Linked DNA regions of Homo sapiens: region 2 is linked to region 1. A link is a loop called in an ENCODE intact Hi-C map of the cell type or tissue named here. Cell type or tissue: B cell. All regions are shown on one strand. Each heading gives the region's core, and the rest is flanking DNA. Links, peaks and the distances in the headings are about the cores only.

What was found. A loop is a pair of places that touch in the nucleus more often than their neighbours do. Peaks named below come from ENCODE experiments on the same cell type or tissue, not always from the same donor. Only the 100,000 strongest peaks of a DNase experiment are listed, where the experiment ranks them.
Region 2: it touches region 1 in a loop (8-fold over the local background); 5 of 110 quality-filtered maps call a loop at or near these places.

Annotation. Positions count from the first base shown.
Region 1 is chr20:45,795,876-45,804,524 of GRCh38, forward strand. It overlaps DNTTIP1 (deoxynucleotidyltransferase terminal interacting protein 1), which reads left to right. Exons shown (of 13, transcript NM_052951.3): 5 at 5,199-5,267; 6 at 5,527-5,583; 7 at 6,124-6,182; 8 at 7,458-7,503. Among named protein-coding and RNA genes, the nearest start is that of DNTTIP1, 8.2 kb to the left of the region's middle. In B cell, for the core only: CTCF peaks have their summits at 3,489 (motif pointing right) and 3,692; a DNase peak (open chromatin) is centred at 3,486; H3K27ac peaks cover 358 bases.
Region 2 is chr20:46,676,966-46,685,614 of GRCh38, forward strand. TP53RK (TP53 regulating kinase) reads right to left here. Exons shown (of 2, transcript NM_033550.4): 2 at 7,400-8,649. It also overlaps a transcript of SLC13A3 not described here. Among named protein-coding and RNA genes, the nearest start is that of TP53RK-DT, 8.0 kb to the right of the region's middle. RefSeq lists an enhancer at 6,335-6,846. In B cell, for the core only: CTCF peaks have their summits at 4,603 (motif pointing left) and 4,810; a DNase peak (open chromatin) is centred at 4,576.

The sequences.
Region 1 (8,649 bases), core at 328-8,327:
TAGGCTTGAGGCTGTTGCTGACAGGGAAAGGAAGGGAAGTAGCTACTATATGTCAGGTACCAGGATAAATGCATTATTTTTTTTTATGTCTCAGAAGAAACTATGTACAGAAGATATCTTTTAATTACTATTTTATAGATGAAGAAATTGTGACTTAGCAAACTCATAGAAGCAGAGAGTAGAATGGCAGTAGCTGGAGGGGAGAAGTGGGGGGATGTTAATCAAAGGGTACAAACTTTTAGTTATAAGATGAACAAGTTCTGGGCAATCTGATGTACAGCATGATGACTATAGTTTATCTCTATTGTTTACTTGAAATTTGCTAAGACCATAGATCTTAAGTGTCCACACACAAAATGGTAGTGGTGGATGTGTTGATTGATTTCATTGTGGTAATCATTTCACTATGTATATCTATGTCAATTCATCACATTGTACACCTTGAATATATACCATTTCTGTTTATCAATTATACATCAATAGAGCTAGAAAAAAATTTTTAAAAGCAAAGCAAAAAAAAAAAAAGAAATGGCTTAAGACACATAATAATTAGAATAGCTAAGATCTGTCTCACCCCTGCAGGTGCGTGGTGGATCAAGTTATCATGGCCCCATTTGGTATCATGGGGATGAGCACCCTGCTGCCTCCCTGCCTCTCTGGTGTGGTCAGGAAGCATGACATCAGGTCTATAAATGACTGTTCCCAAGATAGTAGAGAACCTGTTTACATGTGTCAGCTGCTGTTATTAGGAGGAATTGTTGCCATCACCATTTTATAGGGAGACATCAGGAAAGGTCGCCAATAGTCGCTGGCTCACTTTCTCACCTCCTATTCATTCTCTTCACTTTGTTTTCGCTTCAGTCCCCACTACTTCACTGGAACCCCTCTTGTCGGGGTCGCTAGTAACTTCCGTGTTGTCAAACCCTCTGGTCCCTAACTGTCCTCAACTTACTCAGCTTCTCAGTGACATCTGTCACAATGGATCATTTCGCGTTTCTTGGAATGCTCCTCTGTTGGCTAGAGTGCCTTGACTTTGCTCCAACCTCATTGCCTACTCTTCTCTCTCACCCCCCGCCTCTAACTGTTGGTGCCTTCCCAAGTTCAGTCCTCAAACCCCTTCTCTTTCATGGCTCACTGTTTTCATAGGTGTTTTCATCTAGTCCTGTGGCTTGGAAGCCAATTCAGCCGCTCATAATTCACACATTTATATCTCAGTCCAGAGTTACATTCACCGTTACCCAGTTCCAATCCACTCTTCTCACAGCAGCCAGACTGATCTCCGTAAAGATGAATTAGATCATGTCACTCCCCATTTTAAAAACCCTTCAGTGACTTTCCTGTTGCAGGGAGAATAAAGTCTTAATGCCTTACCATGATCCTGCTGGGAAAACTGGCTAGCCATATGTAGAAAGCCGAAACTGGATCCCTTCCTTACACCTTATACAAAAATTAATTCAAGATGGATTAAAGACTTAAATGTTAGACCTAAAACCATAAAAACCCTAGAAGAAAACCTAGGCAATACCATTCAGGACATAGGCATGGGCAAGGACTTCATGACTAAAACACCAAAAGGAATGGCAACAAAAGCCAAAATTGACAAATGGGATCTAATTAAACTAAAGAGCTTCTGCACAGCAAAAGAAATGACCATCAGAGTGAACAGGCAACCTACAGAATGGGAGAAAATTTTTGCAATCTACTCATCTGACAAAGGGCTAATACCCAGAATCTACAATGAACTCTAACAAATTTACAAGAAAAAAACAAGCAACCCCATCAACAAGTGGCCAAAGGACATGAACAGACACTCCTCAAAAGAAGACATTTATGCAGCCAAAAGACACATGAAAAAATGCTCATCATCACTGGCCATCAGAGAAATGCAAATCAAAACCACAATGAGATACCATCTTACACCAGTTAGAATGGTGATCATTAAAAAGTCAGGAAACAACAGGTGCTGGAGAGGATGTGGAGAAATAGGAACACTTTTACACTGTTGGTGGGACCGTAAACTAGTTCAACCATTGTGGAAGTCAGTGTGGCGATTCCTCAGGGATCTAGAACTAGAAATACCATTTGACCCAGCCATCCCATTACTGGGTATATACCCAAAGGAATATAAATCATGCTGCTATAAAGACACATGCACACATATGTTTATTGTGGCACTATTCACAATAGCAAAGACTTGGAACCAACCCAAATGTCCAACAATGATAGACTGGATTAAGAAAATGTGGCACATATATACCATGGAATACTATGCAGCCATAAAAAGTGATGAGTTCATGTCCTTTTTAGGGACATGGATGAAGCTGGAAACCATCATTCTCAGCAAACTATCACAAGGACAAAAAACCAAACACCGCATGTTCTCACTCATGGGTGGGAATTGAACAATGAGAACACATGGACACAGGAAAGGGAACATCAGACACCGGGGCCTGTCGTGGGGTTGGGGGAGGGGGGAGGGATAGCATTAGGAGATATACCTAATGTTAAATGACGAGTTACTGGGTGCAGCACACCAACAAGGCACATGTATACATATGTAACAAACCTGCATGTTGTGCACATGTACCCTAAAACTTAAAGTATAATTTAAAAAAAAATGCCTTACCATGACCCACAGAGCCTACCCTCGACTGGCTTCTGCCTGCTTCTTTAACTTCATTTCATCTCACCTCTTTTTTATTGACTATACTCTGGCTGTTCTGAACTCCTTTCTGCTCCTCCAGCACAAGCTTAGGCCATTTCACTTGCTGTTCTTAGTACCTGGGGTACTCTACCCTTAACTCTATAAAGCCGGCTCCTTCTTTTCTTCAGATCTTAGTTTAAATATCAGAGAGGTCTTCCCCTCGCACTCCTACCTCTGCTAAAATCTTGAGCTTTACAAGAGTTGAGGCCTAATCTTGTTCACCACTGTATTCCCAGCCCTGGAATATGACTCTTAGTATGTGTACAGAGTTTGCTGAATTATTGAGTAAATGAAGGAACAAACAAATGATAAATGAACAAACAAGCTTCCTGCTCTAATAGAACTTAACAGCCTACTTAAGCAGACAGGTGTGAATTAGATTACCAACAAATGTGTGCATAATTACACATTGAGACTTGATCACCCTTCACTGGAAAGGGACAAAGTTTGGAGGAGAAGAGCATGAATCCAATTATGGATTAGCAGCTTTGAGCCATCCAAGCATAGACATGGGGCAGACTATTTGGTATATAAGTCTAGAGCTCAGAGGATAACCTTTTGTCTACAGTTGAATTATGGAATCGTGGTTTATAGATGTTAATTGAAGCTGTGAGAATAGGTGAGAGCAGATAGAATATGTAATGAGAGAGGATAGGGAAAAGAACCAGATTGAGAAGGAAAAGCCAGCAAAGAAGGCTAAGAAAGAACGGCCAGAGAAGTAGAAGGAACACAGGAAGTGTGGCCACAGGAGCCTGTAGAAAAGAGTGTTTCCAGAAGGGGGAGCCCTCAGCACTGTCAAATGCCACTGGCAGAGGTCGGGTGAACCCAATTCTCCACCTGCTGCACCATCTCCCCTCTGCCCATTCCATCCTTTTCTTTGTCAAATGAGCCAGGTGTTCCCACCTTTGAGCTTCTGCACTCCTCCCTGCTGCTGAAACACTTCTGCCCAGCTTTTTTTACAGCCTCCTTCACATCTCAACTCAGAGGCCACCTTCTGAGCAAGGCCTTCCCTGGCCATTCCCGCAAAGTAGCCCTTCCCCTCTGGTGGTTCTCTGTCACATCTGCCTGGGTTTTTTTCTTTTTTTCTCACAGCATCTATCATGATCCACAGTTACCTTGTTTGTTTCTGTGCTTATTATCCAGATCACCCACAAACTATAAGCTCCACAAGAGCTTGTCCTAGTTACTGCTGTGTCCACAGCACTTAGGTCCCAGGTACTCAGTATTTATTAAAAGAAAAACAGCAGGCCAGGCGCACTGGCTCACGCCTGTAATCCCAACACTTTGGGAGGCTGAGGCGGGCAGATCACGAGGTCAGAAGTGTGAGACTAGCCTAGCCAACGTGATAAAACCCCATCTCTACTAAAAATACCAAAAAAAAAAAAAAAAAAAATTAGCTGGGTGTGGTTGCACGCCTGTAATCCCAGCTACTCAGGAGGCAGAGGCAGGAGAATTGCTTGAACCTGGGAGGCGGAGATTGCAGACAGCCGAGATCGCACCACTGTACTCCAGTCTGGGCAACAGAGCAAGATTCCATGTCAAAAAAAAAAAGAAAAAAGAAAAACAGCAGCTTACTGAGGAGTATGTGTTATACTAATGTATTTAGTTTGAAAAAACATACAGTATGTATTTACATGGGAAAAGCAAGGAAGAATTTACATTGAAACATTAATAGTAGTTTATGTAATGAGATTCCAGGTTTTTCTTATTTTGCTTTTTTACATTTTTTAATTTTTCCAGCCATGATCATTAATTCAAGTTTTTTTAAAAATAGATATCTATTTCTATGCATATAAATATATATATGTGTGTGGCTGGGCGTGGTGGCTCATGCCTGTAATCGCAGCACTTTGGGAGGCCAAGGCAGGTGGATCACCTGAGGTTAAGAGTTCGAGACCAGCCTGGCCAACATGGTGAAACCCCGTTTCTAATAAAAATACAAAAATTAGCTGGGCATGGTGGTGGGCACCTGTAATCTCAGCTGCCTGGGAGGCTGAGGCAGGAGAATCGCTTGAACCCAGGAGGCGGAGGTTGCAGTGAGCTGAGATAGCACCACTGCACTCCAGCCTGGGCGACAAGAGTGAAACTCCATCTCAATTTAAAAAAAAAAAAAAAATATATATATATATATATATATATATATATATATATATATATATATATATATATATATATATTTGGAAGTGGGCCGATCACTTGAGGTCAGGAGTTCAAGACCAGCCTGTCCAACATGGTGAAATCCCGTCTCTTCCAAAAATACAAAAATTAGCTGGGTATGGTGGCGCACCCCTGTAGTCCCAGCTACTTTGGAGGCTGAGGCATGAGAATCACTTGAACCCAGGAGATGGAGGTTGCAGAGAGCCAAGATGGTGCTGCTGCACTCCAGCCTGAGCAACAGAGCAAGACTCTGTCTCCAAAAAAAAAAAAGGAAGTAGGTAGGGTGTGCTTACCCACCAAAATAGTGACTGGTAACACTTGGTCTTTTTCCCTTCAGGCTAAACTGCTCTTTTCAGATGGAGAAAAAGTAATACCCAGATTGACCCATGAGCTTCCAGGAATAAAGGTCAGAGTCACTGTGTTCTCGGGTATTGGAGCGGGAGGTCCTTCAGGCTGGGAGGCAAGTGAAATATGTGGGCCCAGGGAGGTTCCATGTACTTCCATTTGTAGGACCAGGCCCACACAGCATCATGCTGGATGGGCTTCTTTGGCCTGGGTCAGAGCGGGGCTGGAGAGCTGTAGTCCAGGGCTGTCTTCTGCAACTCCAGAAGACCTGCAGCTCCCAGGCACTGGCCTTCCACTGACTCCCTTCCCTTTTCTTTTAGCGTGGCCGTCAGGCAGAAGAAGAATGTGCCCATCGAGGAAGCCCCCTTCCTAAAAAGGTAAACCATTTCCTTGTTTTGTTTTCTGGCTGAAAAAAGGCTTGTCAGGCCGGGTGTGGTGGCTCACACCTGTAATCCCAACACTTTGGGAGGCCAAGCGGGGAGGATCACTTGAGCTCAGGAGTTTTGAGACCAGTCTGGGTAACATAGTGAGACCCTGTCTCTAAAATAAAAAAAAAATTAGCCAGGCATGCTGGCACATTTCTGTCGTCCTAGCTACATGAGAGGCTGCAGTGGGAGGATCACCTGAGCCCAGGAGTTCAAGGCTGTAGTGAGCTATGATCATGCCACTGCACTCCAGGCTGAGTAACAGAGTAAGACCCTGTCTCTCAAAAAAGGCTCTTCACTCCGCAAGGTACTGGGCTTCCTCAAAGCCCTTTTGAGCCTTCCTAGACATGAGAGGCAGTTTTTCTCCCTGTCCCTGTCAAACATCATTTGATCTCTTTGGAAAACCATCTCTGCCAAGTGACCCTGGACCTGCCAATGGGGTATGGGGAGTAACCACAGGGTCAGACCTCTGACAGCTGTTTTTTGTGGCAGAGGAAAGGACGGCCTCCTGGACACATCCTGTCAAGCGACCGGGCAGCCGCCGGCATGGTGTGAGTAGGGACCAACAGTGTGGTGAGAGCATAGGGGAGCAGACGGAGAGAGGGGCCCTGAAGGAAAAGAGTCCAGGGTTCTGTGCCTGTCAAAATCAGATCCATCAGCTTAAGTCATCGTGGAGGGGGGTTATCCTGGTTGGAGGGGTGAGGAAGGAGGGTAGTGAGGAGGAAATTGTTTTACCCCCTGAACGGTTTGGCCCAGCTTGATGAAAGATTAAACTCCAGAGGTTTGTCATTGTTAGTATATATTGGATGCTTATGACTGGTCTAAATACGTTACATACTTTACCTTTTAATCTTTATAGCCACCCTGTAAAGAAGATATCATTAATTTTTCAGATAACAGACTCAGAGAATTACTTGCCTAATGTCATATCGTTAACATTGCCTCCAAGACGGTCATTTTCAAATATATATTTTTTTAAGACTTAATTTTTTTAGAGCAGTTTTAGGTTCACAGCAAAATTGAGAGGAAGGTACAGACATATCCCGTATACTCCCTGACCCTACACATGCACAGCCTCCCCCATTATCGACATCAGGCACCAGAGTGGTACATTTGTTACATTTGATGAGCCTACTTTGACTCGTCTTGATCCTCAGAGTGCATAGTTTCCATGAGGGTTCACTCTTGGTATTGTACATGAACTTAGACAAATGCATAGTGACAGGCATCCACCATTCTAGTATCACACTGAGTGCTTTCAGTGCCCTAAAAATCCTCTGTGTTCTGCCTGTTCATCCTTCCTTCCCCCTCAACCAACCCCCAACCCCACTTTTTAAAAAAAATTCTGAAGCAGCAGAATCTTTTTCAAACAAAACTTTACATGGGAGCCCAGTATTTAAATCAAATAAAGCCACACTGGTCTGGTTCAGGGGCGTGGGGTTAGTTTGGAACAGCTGGCTTAGTAGATGGGCTAGTATTAACTGTCATACCTTAGATGTGTCTCCTACACGAAGCAGTTTTATTCCTCACAAACACAAGATAGGTAGGGCAGTTGCTGTTTTTGTCTCTTTTGACAGATGAGAAAACTGCCACTCAGAGGTTCTTGGAGTTGCTCATGCCACTATGTAAGAGCAGAGCTAGTGCTAGAATGGCTTCTAGTCCAGTGCTTTTTTTCCCTTTGTTCCTCCTCTTATGTGTCACCACGAAGGAGGATGTCCAGGGCTAAAGTGAGAGTGTGTGAGGAACTCCTACCACCACCAGCAAGCTGGCATTTAGTCCTAGGTCTCACCTTGGAGAATTCACCTTTATTCTTTCCTTCCAAGCAGATGGAAACCAAAATCCTGTGAACCAATTCGCCGGGAAGGCCCCAAGGTATGATTATGTGAGCATGGCAGAGATCACGATCCCAGGAGATAGTCCCACTATCTCTAGGACCCACCATGAGGGAAAGGGGCAGGGGGCGAAGGGTGCATGCACACCATTCCAGAGCCATCTGCCCCTCTCCACCTCCAGCCACACTGGCCTCAGAGAGGATCCTGTGTAGGAATTGGAGTTAGAGGCAAAACAAAGAGAGGGCTTGAGTCTTTGCTGAAGCCTTCTCCTTATAGGAGTTAGTGGTCACTAATACTGATTCAATACTTAGTATGTAACGGGCAGTGTCCTAAATCTTTTGTGTAGACCATCTCATTTAATCTTTATAACAAACTTATGAGATCAATTCTGTGAACCATTCTATAAATGAGGCGTTTCCTTTTCTGCCAGCTTCCCTGTGGGCATAAATTATTTTATTCAGTTGTCTTATACACTTAATGCACTTAAGACTTGCCCAAAGTCACATAACTCGTAAGTGATCGAGCTGAGTCTCAAACCCAAGACCCGCTGACACCAGAGTCTGTGCTCTCAACCATTAGCCTCTGTTGCCTCCCTCTCTCTCCTGAGTTCTTCCTCAGCAGTGACTTATATAAATGGTTGTTCCCCAGAATTCTCTCCTTGGCCCACTTCTCCATCTAAAGTAACTCTCTGGATAATCTAAAACATATACTCTTATGGTTTCAGGGACCACCATGTTCTAAAACTCCCATACCTCTTTGTCCATCCCATGCCTCTTTCTACTTTAAAACTTGTTTATCCTACTATCTGCTTGACCACTCTGCTGGAAGTTTCATAGGCATTTCAGACTCAGCATATCCAAACATGAAATTAGAATCTTTCCTCACAGCCCTTCTTTACATTCGTTATCTTAATCATCTTTGCCTCCTCCTCCTCTTCCTTACCTCCCTACACCCAGTCGAGTCCTGGACAATTCTTCCTCTTAAATATATTGCAGTTCCTATTTCCTTCTGTTCATCCTTACTGCTGCCCTAGCTCAGGCCCTTAGCAGCTTTCCAACTGCTTTATCACAGCGGCCTCTAAACTGCTCTCCCTGCCTGTAGTCTTGCCCCTTCAAATCCATTATCCACATTGCTAGAAGACTAAGCTATCTTTAAAGGAAATCTGACTCTCACTCCCTGTTTAGAG
Region 2 (8,649 bases), core at 265-8,264, 880 kb after region 1:
AGTGCAGTGGCGATCTCGGCTCACTGCAACCCCCATCTCCTGGGTTCAAGCGATTCTCCTGTCTCAGCCTCCCAAGTAGCTGGGATTACAGGCGCCCACCATCATGCCTGGCTAATTTTTGTGTTTTTAGTAGAGACAGGGTTTCGCCATGTTGGCCAGACTGGACTTGAACTCCTGACCTCAGGTGATCCGCCCACCTCGGCATTCCAAAGTGCTGGCATTACAAGCACAAGCCACCACCTGGCCTCACAGCTTTTTATTGAAGTACAACATAAATACTGAAAAGTACACATATAAACATGCCTGCAGTTTCATGAAGTTTTACAAACCCAATCCACCCACATAACCAGCATCAAGCTCAAGAAATAGAACTTGTCCATCCCCCTAGAAGTCCCCAGAAGCCCCCTCCAAATCACTGCCCCTCCCCCAAGGGCAGCCACGCTCCCAACCTTTTAATTATATTTTGAAAGTAAAGCTGGCAGGATCTTTTGCTGGATCGAATGGGGGCGAGGGGAGCTGGTGAAAGACAGGAGTCAAAGAGAGCCCCCAGGTTTGGGGTGAAGTTCTGGATTCCTGGGGCTGCCATTTACTAAGATGGGAAACTTGTGATGGGGGCAGAGACTATGGGTGAAACCAGGGGTTTGTTTTGGGACCTGTTGAGTTTTGGGATGCCCGTGAGGCCCTGGGGAAGATACATGCCATCTTATCTAAAGGTTGCAAATTCAATGCTCTCAGGGACAAGTAACAAGAGGAGTAAGACATATCTCACTCTCCTCTTACCTCTGTAAGAAGAACAACGGGACCAGCGTGATGACAAACAGTGACTCAGAGCCAAAGAGCAATAGGGAGCAGTGGAGACTGGGGCAAATTGGAAAGCACAGGCCCCTCTAAAAGAAGAGGTGTTAGAACAGGGTCCCGTGTGGCAAGATCTCCTGACGATGTTTCCAGAGAAGCCAGATGTCTAGATTTTTACATATGAAACAATCCATATGTATGTTTGAAATTGTTTAACATTGGCATATGAAATTGTTTAACATTGGCAACTAAAAAGCAAACATTATGTGAACCCAAGAAAACTGCCTACAGTTACAGCCACCCACTGGACCTAGATCAAATCTTCCACTTTACAGGTGGAGAAACTGAGGCCCAGGGAAGTCTAGAATTTTCCCCAAACTCACAGAAGGAGTTGGTGGCAGACTTTGGCCAGGCCTTGAATAGGCTGGGTCTCAGTGCCGGGTTCTCACCTCCCAGGCCTTGGTAAGAAGGGGCTGGAGTTAGTCTGTCTCCTTCACTTTGATCTAAATAGAGAGGCTCTAACCTGACAGTAAAAGGCAGCAAGATGCTATGAACAAGTATGGCTTTGGCGGCCTGGGGTCTCTATCTGTGTTGGTTAGGAATGCTTTTGGCTTCAAGTGATGGAAAATCTGATTTATGGTAGCTTCAGCTTTGGAGACGTTTACCTGTGCATATAATAAGTCCAGAAAGTGAGGTCTGAGGTCACTAAGAACAGACTCACACTCTGCCCATCCCTCTACCTCAACATCTTCCTCTCATTGACTCTTTACCATCAGGGGTGGCCTCATGGCCTCCAGATTGCTGCTGAACCTCCGGTTATTGCCATTGCATTGAAAAGCAGACATTGTTGATGGGGATGTGCTGGTGTCAGAGCAGGGAGAGAATTCTTACATCTTCTCACCTTCTAGGAGAAGCAAAATCTTCCACAGAAGCAATCTTCCCAGATTTGCTCTTGTATCTTATTGGCCAGAAAAGGGTCACATGCTGACACGGTTTGGAGGTTTGTCCCCTCCAAATCTCAGGTTGAAATGTGACCTCCAGTGTAGGAGGTGGGGCTGGTGGGAGGTACTGGATCATGGCGGCAGATCCCTCGTGAATGGCTTGGTGCCCTCTCTGTGGTAATCTCTGAGTGAGCCCTGGCTCTGTTAGTTCACAAGACAGCCAGTTGTTTAAAGGAGCCCGGCTCCTCCCCTTCTCTCTCTTGTTCCTGCTTTCACCATGGGACACTGCCTGCTCCCCCTTTGCCTTCCACCATGATCGGAAGCTTCCTGAGGCCCTCACCAGAAGCAGATGCTGGAGCCATGCTTGTACAGCCTGCAGAACTGTAAGCCAATTAAGCCTCTTTTCCCTATAAATTACCCAGCCTCAGGTGTTTCTTTACAGCAATGCAAAAGGCCTAATACACATGCCCATTCCTAATCAGGAACCGATCTGACCTTTCCTGAGATGAAGCTATCTTCGCCTAAAAATATCTAGACTAATTGGGATTCTGTCCAAAAGGAATAAGAAGGGTAGGCCGGGTGCCATGGCTCATGCCTATAATCCCAGCACTTTGGGAGGCCGAGGCAGGCAGATCACTTGAGGTCAGGAGTTCGAGACTAGCCTGGCCAACATGTCAAAATCCTGTCTCTACTAACAAATACAAAAATTGAGACCATCCTGGCTAACACGGTGAAACCCCGTCTCTACTAAAAAATACAAAAATTCGCCGGGCGTGGTGGCGGGCGCCTGTAGTCCCAGCTACTTGAAAGGCTGAGGCAGGAGAATGGCGTGAACCCAGGAGGTGAAGCTTGCAGTGAGCCAAGATCAAGCCACTGCACTCTAGCCTGGGCGACAGAGCGAGACTCCGTCTCAAAAAAAAAAAGGGGGTGGGGGATGGGCTCACGCCTGTAATCCCAGCATTTTGGGAGGCCAAGGCAGGTGGATCATTTGAGGCGGGACTTTGAGACCAGCTTGGCCAATATGGTGATATCCCCGTCTTCACTAAAAATTCAAAAATTAGCTGGGCGTGGTGGTGGGCACCTGTGATCCCAGCTACTGGGGAGGCTGAGGTGGGAGAATTGCTTGAACCTGGGAGGTGGAGGTTGTGATGAGCCGAAATCACACTACTACACTCCAGCCTGAGTGACAGAGTGAGACTCTGTCTCAAAAAAAAAAAAAAAGAGGGTGACTTTTGGTAGGCAATAATGCCTGGCACAATTTCTACCATTTACAGGCTGATGACTCTGGGAAAGTTGCTTAGCACCTCTGAGCCTCTACTCCCCCATCTGTAAAATGGGTATGGCAGATGGTATTTTGTTTCTTGCCCTCTCAGCATCCATTTCCTATTTTTCTGATGACATACTTTGATTTTCCTTCAGGTAGGAGTTTTCAGAACAGCAGCCTCAGCATCACCTGGGAAGTTGTTAGCAATGCAGATTCTCAGGCCAGTCTCAGACCTTTGATTCAGAAGCTTTGGAATGGCAGCCTGGCAAGGTGGGAAAGTGCGTCTTGTCTACCCTTAGCTTATAAGGGGAACAAATGGAGCTGTATTATAATCACCTGTTTGCTGTTCTCTAAAAATAGTAGCCACTTAAATGACATCACGATAATGATATTGCTCATTGTCACCATGTGCCATGCACTGTGGTAGTGCTCCAACTGCTCCACGTACCTCCTTATATGGATGCTTGTGGTGGACATGGATGTGCGACCCAGATCCCTTAAGGAAGCACCTATTGCCCCAGAGGCAGGGAGAGTGGTCAGCAGTCAGCTCCTGTGGTCAGCTCCTCCAGGGATCAACTCACAGTAGGCAGAGAGTGGCCTTGCCAGAGCTCGTGTCCCTTCCAGGCGTGACACCCCCAACGACTGCATAATGTGAGACTGCAAAGTCCTGGCCATCTCAGGCCATCTTGTGACATCTCTGAAGAGCCATTTCAACTGCAGAGCTCCCGCAGAATTGACTGAAGCTGCTGCTGGGTCTCAGCTCCAGTTCTCCCTCTGCCCGCTCCTGTGTACTCTGCCCTCTCCTGTGTCCTCTGCCATCTCCTGTGTCCTCCATGCTGTGGATGTTGATCCCAAGGGCAGCTCAACTGTATCTGAGTCTGCTTCCTGGGGATCCTGACCAGTGACAATACTCACAGCAACTCCACCATGCAGCACCACTGTGAGTCCATTTTACAGATGAGGACACTGAGGCTCAGAGAGGTACAAGGAGGGGATCCTAGGCCATGCACCTGGTAAACAAGGAGACATGGGCTGGGAAGCCAGCACATTTGTGAATAGAGAAGTGGCATGTTCTGGCTTTAAAAGGGTCCCCTGGGCTGCTGAGTAAGGAAGAACGGAAGGGGCCAGGACAAGGGCCTCCCAGGCCGCGGCTGGACCTTGTCATCCCTGCAGCTTCTTCAGAAGAGCCAGACGCAGCCCATGTGCTCACTAAGTACCCAGTGAAGGAGTGAGTGAAGAGAGAATGGATGAAAACATTAAGACTGGAAGGAACTAGACATCCTCACGTCCGTCTCCCTCATTACATGGTGCATAATTAGCACAGTGCCTGCTACACTTAGGTGCTCAGCTAAGGTGGCGTTGAGTGAATAAATGAACACGTTCAAGGAAAGGAGGGAGGGAGAGAGGGGCATGGACTTGGGAAGAAAAGATGGAAGTAGAGGAAGGAGAAGGGGAGAAAAGAAAGGGAGGAAGAAAGAGGGGAAGGAGGGAGGAGGGAGGAGGAAGAGAAGAGAGAAAGTGAAGGGAGGTTTACCTGTTCGCACCAAGAATGACAGTAACTTACGACCCCTGGTGGCAGAAAAGTGCACAGTCCATTGAAATTGCGGTGCCTAGAATTAAAGGACGCAAGGGAAGACTCCTAGTTCCCCAAGAGGTTCAGGCTGCATTCATTTGTTTTCTATTGCTTTTAACAGAATACTTAAAACTGGGTAATTTATAAAGAAAAGGAGTTTATTTCTTACTGTTATGGAGGAATACAAGGTCGAGGGGGCACATCTGGTGGGGGCACAGCCTTCTTGAAGGTGGGGACTCTACAGAGACCTGAGGCGGCACATGGCATCATGTGACAAGGGGGCTGGGTGTGCTAGCTCAGGTCTCTCTTCCTCTTATAAAGCCACCAGTCCTGCTCTCATAATAACCCATTAATCTATTAGTCCACACGTGGATTAATCAATTCATGAGGGCAGAGGCCTTAGGATCCAATCACCTCTTAAAGGCCCCATCTTTCAATACTGCTAAGTTGGGCATTCAGTTTCCAACACATGAAATACGGGGAACACATTCAAACCACAGCAGGTGCAGACCCTTGTAAGAACATGGGCTCCTCCATCAGGGCTCTGGCAGTCAGTGACAGCTGGGTTAGGACTAGGGTGAAGCAAGTGAGGCACAAATTTAAGGAGGCATCCAAAAACTCAATAATCCAAAAAATATCTTAATGGGATGGTTTTAAAAATCAAATTGGCAAACTATCGCCCACGGGCCGACTGTCTGATTTGTAAATAAAGTTTTATTGGAACCAGGGTCAGGAATATGGTGGATTCTTGCAGTTAAATCAGAGATTATGCCCTGCATGCCTTCGCTAATGTAGATGTTCCCAACCCCTAAGGTAGCACGTGGTGTGGGCGTGGTCAGCTCAGCTCATCCAACAATAAGAACACAGCTTGTTTGGAGCACTCACTATGCCAGCTTTAAAGCAACTCTACTCTGGAACTACCTCTCTTGGCCCCATGGACTGGCCACAAAAGCACTTTTAAATGTTCCAGGAATGTGGGCCTGTGTCAAGTGTTGGTCGCATCTCGGTGTCATATCACATTTCCCTGGTTCTGCCATTTACTAACTGAGTGGCCTGGGGCAGGACTTAATTTCTCTGTGTCTCATTTGCTTCTTCTGTAAAATGGGTTAATGCATGGAAAGAACGTAACTCTATAAAGTCAGCTGCTGTTGTTAAAAGCATGGGTCTGAATCCCAGCTCTGTCACTTATTGTGACCCTAGGACATATTTCCTATTGCCCAGTGTTTCCTCCACCATAAAATGGAGATTATAATCCTCATCTGGTTGGGTTTAGCTGGGGATTCACACAAAACTGCTAGTGCTGTTGGCTCAGCACTGCAAAGCACCTGCAGCTCCCCGGTGGACGTCAAGGGATCTGAAAGTGCAGAGGGTTCCTTAGCCCTTTGTGAGAGGAACTAGGAAAGGAATCCACTGTTCACCTAGGAACATTTGTTAACCCTTTATTTCCCACTGTGGGCCAAGGGCTAAGTGTGCAGATGGACGATTCTCCTCCTGGGGGCATTTGTGACGTTTCTCCAGTCTCCAATATCTGCCACTCTCCCTCTTGATACTTGCAAAGATCATTACTGCTTCCTGACAGCTGCGGCTACCCCCACTGCTACTGGCCACTGATACCGGAGATAGAAATTATTTAGGCAGATATTCAGGGCAAAAGAGTCCTCGGCGGAATTTCCCTTCTAACAAAAAAGCAGCCCCAGAAATCATTTCTTTTCTAACAAAGAGCAGCCTGAAAAATCCAGCTGCAAACATAGATAAGGAAGCTGGAAGCTTGCACGGGGGAATGCTGGTAGCTGTGCCAATAGAGAAGGGCTAACTGGGGGCCAGGCATGTCTAACACGAGGCTCCATCTTCCCTTTTCTTTTACCACGTGTACAGTAATAAAGAAATGGGCAACATGGCACAGCTCAGGCAGAGAACTCGCCTGCATAATAAAAGACTGGGGTGGGGGTGCCGAGATTCATACCCTGTGCCAATGGCACACCTGGGTCCAACCAGTTTTTCACACCCTATGTAGATCAGACAGCACCTCCTCACCAGCTCATCTATAAAACTCCCTTGCATTTCACTGCAGATCCAGCAACCCATTTTTCCAGGACCCCTCTTGTAGCAGAGCGCTATTCTCTTTCTTTCAACTATTAAATTTCTGCTCTTCACCTCACTCTTTGTGGGTCCCTGTCCTTGATCTCCGTGACCATGAGACAACGAGCCTCGGGTGTTACCCCCAGACAAGCCTGCTTCTCCACCGCGTTCCCTGCCTCAGTGGCTGCCAGGTCCTGTGCCAAGCAGTTGGAGCATGCTCGCCACAGCTTCCACCCTGGCTACTGTTTTTACTGGACCAGCTGGTTTCGGTCGCCTTTTCACTTCCAGGTTTCTTGCTTCCACTCTTGCCCTCTATGGTTTTCTGCCAGCAACCAATGCAACCCTTTCAAAACAATCAGGTATCACCCTGTTAAAAACCCTGAGTCCCATTAAGAACAAAACCCAACCTTGTAACAGGGCCCTGCAGGATCCGGCCCCGCCTCTCCCATCTCATGTTCTGCTCCTCCCCCTTGCTCACTAATGCCGGCCACACCAGCCTTGCTGTCGGGGATGTTTCTTCTTCGCCAACTTCGCACGCCACAGCCTGCCTGGGATATACTCTCTTCATCTCCTGTGTTTCTGGTTTTCCTTCACATCTTCACTCATCACTGTCTGAAACTGTCTTATGTTCCCCAGGAAAGTAAGCTTCATGTTCCCCTCTATTAGATCTCCAGTGCCCGGCGCATAGTGAGTACTAGTGTATTAGTCCGTTCTCACACTGCTGATAAAGACATACCCGAGACCGGGTAATTTATAAAGGAAAAGTTTAATAACTCACAGTTCAGCATGGCTGGGGATGCCTCAGAAAACTTATAATCATGGCAGATGGGGAAACAAACACACCCTTCTCCACGTGGCAGCAGGAAGTGCCGAACAAGAGGGAAAAGCCCCTTATAAAACCATCAGATCTCGTGAGAACTCACTCGCTATCACGAGAACAGCACGGAGGTAGCCGCCCCGAGGATTAAATTACCTCCCACTGGGTCCCTCCCATGTCACGTGGGGATTACGGGAACAATTCAAGATGAGATTTGGATGGGGACACAGCCAAACCCTATCAACTAGGGATTTGTTGACTTAATGCACACGAGCCAACCATACCCCAACAAAGCAGGTACTAGCCTTATAGTACACGTGAGGAAACTGAGGAATGAGGCATCTCATTCATGTTGGGAATATTAATTGAAAAACCTGTCAGCTCCTGTGGCCCTTGGAGTTCCTTGAAAATAATGTTATACGCCAATACTTATTATAGTACTGTAAAGATGCACCATATCCCATATCTCATTTGTCAGTGGAAAGAACACAGATTTGGAGCCAGGTAAAAGTACCTCTTGCTACCTGTGACGTCTTGGACAAGTTCCCACCTTTTGGGGCCAGTTTCTCCATCTATAAAATGGGGATAATGCCTAACTTAAGAGTTATTTTAGATCCAATATAAAAATTCCCAGCCCAATGCCTGGCATGCAGTAAGCAGGCAATTATATTATTTTTCCTCTCTACTAGTCACAACTACCCAGGAAGGGAAGTTTTCACTCATTCCTGGCCATCCGCCCCATGCTGGGCACTTGGGGCATGCTGACTGTGGTGAATGAAACAGACAGGGTACTGGTCCTACTATTATAGAATGTTTGCTTCATAAGAACAGGCACTGACTGTATCATCTCTGAACACAATGGAATGAAGCTGGCAATAACAAAAGAAAAATTGGAACATTTACAAATGTGTGGAAATTAACAGATTTCTAAACAATCAAGGGGTCAAAGAAGAAATCACAAGGGAAATTAGAAAATACTTTGAGATGAATGAAAACAAAAACACAAAATACCAAAACTGAGAGTGTGTGATGACAACAGTGTGCAGAGGGAAATTCATAGCTGCAAATGTCCATATTAAGAAACAAGACAGTAACTATGTGAGGTGATGGGTGTTAATTAGCTCAGCTGTAGCAATCATTTCATAATGTATATCAAAACATCCCACTGTATACTTTATAC